Regions from separate parts of the Mus musculus genome. Here regions 2 and 3 are each linked to region 1. Evidence: chromatin contacts called from ENCODE POLR2A ChIA-PET data. All regions are on one chromosome and are shown on one strand. The core of a region is the stretch at or near the end of the contact, and the rest is flanking DNA. Distances in the headings are between cores, read along the strand shown.

Region 1 (2,682 bases), core at 52-2,551:
AGGACGGAATTCCAGAGCTCTGAAGTGAACAAAGGGGCGGGGACAGAGAAAAAACGCCAGCGTCCCAGTACGTAAATGTAAATCTTAATATCACAATCTCTGATTGGTGCAACACCCATGACTGAAAGTACGGCTTGATTGGTTAATTCTCAAAACCACCTTGTGTAGCCGGATTGGAAAACTTAAAACAGAGGCTCCAGCCTGTAGCCACTATTGTGAGAGTAGCTTCCTAGAGAACCCCCCTAATGCCTTATCACGCCTAGGCGACATTAGAAAGGACTTCCCGCCAAACTCTTGGAATATGAACACGTGTGTGGAGCACACACAGAAGCAAAAAACTGCCGGCCAGAAGTCCAGCTAGAGCTGAAAATGATACAATCTATCGCTCAACTAGAGTTTATAGATGCTCCTAAATGTACCCATAACAAAGTGCACAGAATTGATCTGCTTCGGAACACATAGCCAGAGTCAGCGGACATACCATGAGAAAACCAGAAAAAGGCTCAGCTCTTTTGAATGAGGTTGTGGGTGGCTCTGAAAAGAGCCGTTTGAGATTTTCAAAGCAGGACGCACCACTCTACTTCTTGCGAGGGGCAGCCTTCTTTGCCTTGGTGGCCTTCGGCTTAGAAGCTTTAGGCTTGGAAGCCTTAGCCTTGGGAGCCTTGGCCTTGGCTGGACTCTTTGCTGCCTTCTTGGGCTTAGCAGCCTTCACCTTCTTGGGACTCTTGGAAACTTTCTTGGCGCCGGCAGCCGCCGCAGGCTTCTTCGCCTTCTTCGGAGTCTTCTTGGCCGTCTTTTTGGGTGTGGCAGCACCAGTCGCCTTCTTAGGCTTCTTGGCTGCTCCCGCAGGCTTCTTGGCCTTGGCCGCGCCTGCCTTCTTAGCCTTGGGCTTAGCCTCACCGGAAGCCGCCTTCTTGTTGAGTTTGAAGGAGCCGGAGGCGCCGGTGCCCTTGGTCTGCACCAGGGTACCCTTGCTCACCAGGCTCTTCAGCCCGAGCTTGATGCGGCTGTTGTTCTTCTCCACATCGTACCCCGCGGCCGCCAGCGCCTTCTTGAGCGCAGCCAGGGACACGCCGCTGCGCTCCTTGGAGGCGGCCACAGCCTTGGTGATGAGCTCGGACACCGGGGGTCCGGACGCCTTGCGCTTCCCAGCAGCGGCGCCGGTCTTCTTCGCCTTCTTCTTCACAGGTGTCTTCTCCACAGGTGCAGGGGCAGCAGGCGCCGCGGGAGCGGTCTCGGACATGTTCTAAGCTTTACTAGTAAAGCAAAAAGTAAGCACAAACAGTCAGAGAAGGTTGTTCCCAGTGCTGCAGGCTCTGGGTTTATATAGAGAGAAGCTGCGTGGTGATTGGTTCCCTGCGCCGTGCGCCGTGCGCCGCGTTGCCAGAGAAAGGATCTTCAGCTTTGCCTTGTGGCTGTGTTTGTTGCCCCTCAAAAAAGTATAAAAATATAAAAAATATGGGCACGAAATAATTAGGGACTTGGGGGAAACTGATCCGAGAGCCTGTAGGCTACATTCTTGCCTTAATTTGTGCACCTATGTTCAAAATCGGCACCCTGAAACTTCTCTGATTGCCCCAACTCTCTTTCAAACTTGACGAAAATTGGGACAACTTTAAGGTTTTCCTTAAAAATACTACTTCTCTCGCGGTCATTAGCAAACTTTTGTTTCAGGACATGGTTCCTCACATTCTTATCATTTCAGGACTCTATGAAATAACTTGTTTTCACGGAAATACATAGGGAAATTTGAGTTTTTCGAGAAAGCAACAACACAAGCTTCCAGGGCTATCTGCACCAAGCTGTAGGAATTGGCACTAGATGGGAAAGCAGTGCATACCGGGGGAATGATTATTGTAGAAAATATCGATTGGATTTTTTAATGATATTTGAGATACCAGTGTGTAATTCCCCTTCGGTTTTCCTGTTTTAGTGATTTAGCCATTTTCTGGAGACGTGATGAGTCTGTGCCATCCCTATTGTAGATCAAAAGCTGAAAGCACATATTTTTCAGATTTGATAGAGAAATGTACACCAACTATCACATGTACAGAAAAAAGATACCTAGGTCAAGAAGGAACAGAAGTTTAGCAACTGGGAGCTGAAGAACAGTGAGATATAACCTGACTTAGCAACTCACTCCGTGTTTAGAGTACAAAGTTTACAGCTGTGTTATATGCCGTGTTTCAGGACCTGTGTTATGCAGCTGTTTCCCCTTGCCAACACTTATCACAACAGTTTTCTGCATATTTCCAGTTTTAAAATGATTTGAATTTCATTATTAAAAACAAGCAGAATGTGAAAGAAAATCTGTTTTTTAATTTCCATGATAGCTGCTGACCTCATTACATATATTACATATATAATATAGTCTGTCACAAACAAAAGAATTAGCAGGTGGTATCCACCAAAGGACTTAAACATTTCATAGTCAGTTATCATTATGATAACTGCAGCAAGAATAAAGTTTCTGGAAAAGGGATCAACCATGGGACTACAAACTTGAAACCATAAGAAGCTTCACTCATTCCCACTCATGACTGTGGAGGCTAATATCACAAATGTGGTTTTGGTCTTAACTCCAAAATATAATTACATCCTGAAAAACAGCAGATTATTCTCTGTAGTAAGGCTTGTACTATTTTGTAGAGATTAAAAACAGGCGATAAAAATCCCTAAGAG
Region 2 (2,682 bases), core at 108-2,607, 120 kb after region 1:
AAAACAAAACAAAACAAAACAAAACAAATGGCATTGCTGGAAACGGAATGGCAGTTTTAGGGGAGAAATGCAAGAGGAGATTTAGTTCAAAGAAAATACAGAGAAACCCTGTCTCGAAAAATAAAAAAAGAAAAGAAAAAAAAAGAAAGAAAATCTCACCTATCAGTAGCGCATATTTGCTAATTTTGTGCTAATCCTTTTAAACTGCGTTACTCCTGCTCTCAAAATCAGTTACCTGTAGAATCGTGTCAATGAGAGATTAATATTAAGTAAGACAAAGTAATTGACAAAGATTTCAGTTCAACATATCGAAAGTTGTACAAGGGTTTTTGTGCTTGCAATTTCTTGTACCTTCCATCCCATGTGTCAGAACTTTTCTCTAAGCAAATAATTTTCAGAAAGATAGAAAATAGTTCAATTTTTTTCTTTAAAGATAACGTTTGGGCCTCGGATATAAAATATATTAGATAGTCCTGGACTAGGCGTTTCTGCAAGGCACAGTAAGTTCCAACCCACAAGAGCTGGTCCTACATTTCTTTCCATATCTTGGGCTGTATTCCGGGATATTCCAGTGCCGGTAACTGAACTGAAACAAAAAAAGCAAACGACCTAGATCCAAACACCGCTATATACGCTTCCCTGTCTCAACAAAGGGAACGCGTTTGCGCGTTAACAAAGGGAAAGCTGTGAGAACTTGATAGGAAAACAGGAAATACCAACTCCAGAGCTCCAAGCCATTTCCTGGAGAACAGTGTGTGGTAGGAACTAGGCCCTTCCGGGTTGCTGAGAGAACTTCTGAAATTTAACTATAGAGGTTAGAAGTAACGGATTTGGTTGTTCTTGTTCTAGCAGGGTATGATGGGAAAAGAAACAGGCATAAATGCAAAACTGGAGAATGCGGGCATCGATCCCGCTACCTCTCGCATGCTAAGCGAGCGCTCTACCATTTGAGCTAATTCCCCTTCTGATGGTAAGTGGCTGCTACCTTACTCCCTTTTGATAACTGGATGTAATTCAATGCTCGCTGTTATTTTCAGCTCATCAAACAGAAATTGTGGGAGTGGGAGTGGGGTGGGGGTGGGGGTGGGGTGGAGGGGGTGTTAGTGTGTTTGTTGATATGATTTTTTTTATGTCTAATAAAATCCGAACAAGATGATAAAAACTGAAGTGGAGAAAGTAAAATGGAGTATTTAAGAAAGAGTTTCCTGAGTTAGGGTTGGTGTTTTATAATCCCAGAACTGCAGGGAAGGGGAAGAAAGAAGTCCTAAGGCAGGAGAATTGCCCCCTCTTTGAGGCCATCTTGTTTTACATAGCAAAAAGTGAGATTGTGGCTTGGTTGTCACGGAACAGTCCCGGGGTTACTTGCGCCCTCTATAAATGAAAGACGGTACCGCCAGTTCTGGGAATCGCACAGGGGTGCGTACAAATGGACCAGGACGCGGAGAGCACGGAAACAACGGTGCTGGGACCTTGTGCACAGAATCCAGATGCCAGATGGGAATTAAACATTCGGCCGAGAAAAGCAATCTAGTTCCCTGGGCTCGACTTTGACTCACTCCTTGGTCTGCACCAATCCTCACATCCCTCAGGTCCTCTAACTTTTACGACAGTATCCAGAAATCGATTCTTTGGTCTCTACGGCTCCAGAAGGCTCGCTCATCAAGGTCAGTCCTTTGTCTGGCTGTTTTCTTCCTTTTTTCTTTTTCTTTTTCTTTTTCTTTTTTTCTTTTTCTTTTCCTTTTTTTCCTTTCTCTTTCTTTCTCTTTCCTTTCTTCTCTTCCTTCCTTTCTTTTTTTCTTCTTTTTTTAAAATCACTGCCGGAGGCCACATGGCCAAAAGTGAAAGGGTCTGTCCTGGTTAATTTCTCTTCCCTGCAGGCACTGTTTCGAGGAGTTTCAAAATTAATTTTTCCAAAGAAAATATCGAGAAACTGGTAATTTTGTTGAGGTAGAGCCATGGCCCGAAATTCACTGTGTAGTTGAAGATGACCCCGGAGTCATGATCCTTCTGCTTTCTTTCAGAAACGTTCCATTACCTTCGATTAGAAGTGGATACATATATGATTTTGGCCTAAAAAAAAATTTGCAAAAAGGGAGAATGCAAACTTGTCCTTTTCCTTTTGGATTTACGGAGTGCCAGTATCAGGTGTGGTTCCAGGTTCCCGTTCCAGGTTCCAGATAAGGCTGTGGTGAGGTCTCGAGCAGACAAGCACAAGTCCAATTGCCTCTTCTTTTGAAAGTTCGTCAAAAAGACTTCTGCTTGTGGGCTTAATGTTTATTTCTTTAAAACTCAATAAAATCGGAGCAAGATAATTAGAACTAAAAGAGAGAAAGTGAAACATTTAAGTCAGTGATTCTAGAGCCAGCTGTGGGGTGGTGTATCTCAGCAGCGGGGGTGGGTGGTGGGGGTGAGTTGGAGGCCTGCCTGGATAGCTTCATGAATACCAGCTAGTCAGAGCTAGAAAACAAGTCCTGTAAATATGAAGAAATAAATGAATAAACAAATAGGGAAAGGAAATAAAAGAAAAAGAAACACACATCCCGAAATTTGACCCCATGTCTCTGAACTGTGCAAAAAGCCCATACGAGGTCTTTCCAGGGACTTTAGACCACCCGCAACACTAGCTTTTCTCTTTTGCTTATTTATTACAGTCAGGGTTGACAAAAAGAGAATGGTTTTCTG
Region 3 (2,682 bases), core at 62-2,561, 66 kb before region 1:
AAGCGCAAAACCTCCGGACCCCCGGTGTCCGAACTCATCACCAAGGCTGTGGCCGCCTCCAAGGAGCGCAGCGGCGTGTCCCTGGCTGCGCTCAAGAAGGCGCTGGCGGCCGCGGGGTACGATGTGGAGAAGAACAACAGCCGCATCAAGCTCGGCCTGAAGAGCCTGGTGAGCAAGGGTACCCTGGTGCAGACCAAGGGCACCGGCGCCTCCGGCTCCTTCAAACTCAACAAGAAGGCGGCTTCCGGTGAGGCTAAGCCCAAAGCAAAAAGGGCAGGCGCGGCCAAGGCGAAGAAGCCTGCGGGCGCAGCCAAGAAGCCCAAGAAGGCTGCGGGGACAGCCACCGCCAAGAAGAGCACCAAGAAGACTCCAAAGAAAGCGAAGAAGCCAGCTGCAGCTGCAGGAGCCAAAAAAGCTAAGAGCCCGAAGAAGGCAAAGGCAACTAAGGCTAAGAAGGCGCCCAAGAGCCCTGCCAAGGCGAAAACGGTAAAGCCTAAAGCGGCCAAACCAAAAACCTCCAAGCCTAAGGCAGCTAAGCCAAAGAAAACCGCAGCCAAGAAAAAGTAAATTTTCTTTGGCCAACTGCTTAGAAGCCCAACAACCCAAAGGCTCTTTTCAGAGCCACCCACAACTCTCAGTAAAAGAGCTGTTGCACATTCACAGGGGGTGTGGTTAGGGTGGGAACAAACCTTAGTGGGCTGAGCTTAGCAGAGGAGGCTGGGGATATGTGGGTGTGCGCAATGGTGTTAACTCTAGCTTAGCTATCTGAAGGTCTGTACATAATCTCCTGTATGTGTGGTGGTGGTGGGTAAGTTCATATCCCACAAGTGACCCTTAGAGACCATGGGAATGAAGTAGTTTACTCCCGGCTGCCACGTCGATAACTTTTAAGGGAGATAGCAGAATGATTTAGAGATAGAATCTTAAGCATTGAGCGATTCAGTGCGTAAAGAGCAGGATCGATGTCCTGACAACCCCACCCGCATCTCATCTCAGTTCTGACTGCTGAAATCAAGCATACAAACCCAACTAGAGTACTTTTTTTTCTGTGTTCCCCCATGTTTGATAGCGATCGTGCTTAAATAGGTTAGCTATAGCAGATTTGTGCAGTTTAATTCGTACGTCCCGATTGGTGAAAGCGAAGTGACAAGACAGCCAATGAGACAGTAGACCTTCAAGTGTCGTTTACGTTCCTGTTCGTGACGAAACACTAAAACTAACCCAATCCTGAAAGAAATCTTATTAACCTCATTTGAATACTGCGTAATGTAAATGAATGTGGTGTTAACTGGTGACGGAGTAGGTATTTTACCAAATGTTTAGTGTGCCCAAGGGAGGGAGTTAAATTTTACACAATCCCTGAGCTGGCGAAGTCCGAGCCTGCCCCACAGAAGGATTCTTAGAAGCTGCCATCAACAAACAGAAGGACAAGGAGCGCAAACGCTACTGAAAGGAGAGCTTCTAGCAAGTGTACAACGTGCTGAAGCAGGTGAGCCCCAACATGAGCATCTTATCCAAGGCCATGGGCATCAATTACATTTTAAAGCACATTGCCTGCATCGTGCCGCATTACAAAAAGCGAGTAACCGTCATATCTCAGTTGATCCAGACTGCCATTCTCCTGCATTGCCCAGGAAGCTGGCAGAGCACCAAGCCTGTTACCAAGAAAACAAACCAAGTGCGCATTTGCACGAATGATTTCAAGGACTTTAAAGAGCCAGGCATTCTTTCAACAAATGAGTTGTTGTTGTTTCAAGTATCCTTAAACTTAAAACTATGCGGTTTTTTGGTTTTTGTTTGTTTGTTTGTTTGTTTGTTTGTTTTTTCTCAATCTGTTGGACATGTGATCAAGAAGTATAGGCCAAGTTAGCCCGGAATTTTCAATCCTTCCCAAGTGAAATTTATTCCCGTGTACTACCATGCCTGCCAGGGTTCTCATGCTTCAAACTTGTGTTTATGTGAACTCGGTGGTGCCCTGGAAATGAGGGTGATCGTAATGGTTTCAGGGAACCACACACTCACTGGCACATACATCCACATGGCATACAAGTTCAGAATAGTTAATTTGCTATCAATTATAGGTACTAAAATTAACTAAAGATGTTTTAAGCATGCAGCTCTTTATCTGTGCGCTTACGTATCCAAGTTCCTCTTCTAGAGACTGAACCGACCTTAGCATCCCGAGATTGCTCTCCTTGAGCACAAATGAGCACTCTCAAACAATTTCGTTTCAATTGGAGCTTTTGCTTTCTTCTTCATTCCAACCCACAACCTTTTCTTTTTATAAGGTATGTGTCTTATAGAAAAAGGGTTTAAGACAAGAGTTCCCACAGAAATGTGGTTGTTTGTAGATGCTTGCTTTGCAAGCAGGCCAATTTCAATGTGACTGGATTTGCCACTGGCAGAGATTATGCTCTGGCAGAAGGAAAAGCAATCAGGGATGATTAGGTTCTCTGTTACTGTATCTTAAACAGTTACTTAGTTCACGTCTTTGGCAGCTTTCAACAAGTATGTGTCCTAGGTGCCCCTTGCCCATAGTGGTGGTGCACTTGTTACACCTGGAAAGCAGGAAGCAGGCTGAAGCCAGAAGGAGGAAAATCCAGGTCTGTCAGATGTAGCTGTGTCTTCACCAGGCAGACTGGCATCTTGTGCTTAGGGAAGAGATGATGGCAGAGAAAATAA

Evidence for each region. ChIA-PET counts read pairs that join two places held with the same protein, here RNA polymerase II (POLR2A).
Region 2: POLR2A ChIA-PET joins it to region 1 with 31 read pairs in embryonic stem cell. The contact joins the promoter of C230035I16Rik here to the promoter of H1f3 in region 1. POLR2A ChIA-PET finds 5 or more read pairs at or near these places in 4 of 5 experiments (Patski and embryonic stem cell).
Region 3: POLR2A ChIA-PET joins it to region 1 with 83 read pairs in Patski. The contact joins the promoter of H2bc6 here to the promoter of H1f3 in region 1. POLR2A ChIA-PET finds 5 or more read pairs at or near these places in 4 of 5 experiments (Patski and embryonic stem cell).

The regions. Positions count from the first base shown.
Region 1 is chr13:23,553,651-23,556,332 of GRCm38, reverse strand. It overlaps H1f3 (H1.3 linker histone, cluster member), which reads right to left and starts at 1,301. Exons shown (of 1, transcript NM_145713.4): 1 at 526-1,301. The coding sequence starts at 1,243. The coding sequence ends at 578.
Region 2 is chr13:23,429,692-23,432,373 of GRCm38, reverse strand. C230035I16Rik (RIKEN cDNA C230035I16 gene) reads left to right here and starts at 1,357. Exons shown (of 4, transcript NR_015492.1): 1 at 1,357-1,664; 2 at 2,022-2,145. It overlaps n-TAagc13 (a tRNA gene), which reads right to left and starts at 962; the gene lies at 890-962.
Region 3 is chr13:23,619,723-23,622,404 of GRCm38, reverse strand. H2bc6 (H2B clustered histone 6) reads left to right here and starts at 1,311. Exons shown (of 2, transcript NM_001177653.1): 1 at 1,311-1,489. H1f4 (H1.4 linker histone, cluster member) reads left to right here. Exons shown (of 1, transcript NM_015787.4): 1 at 1-628. The coding sequence ends at 567.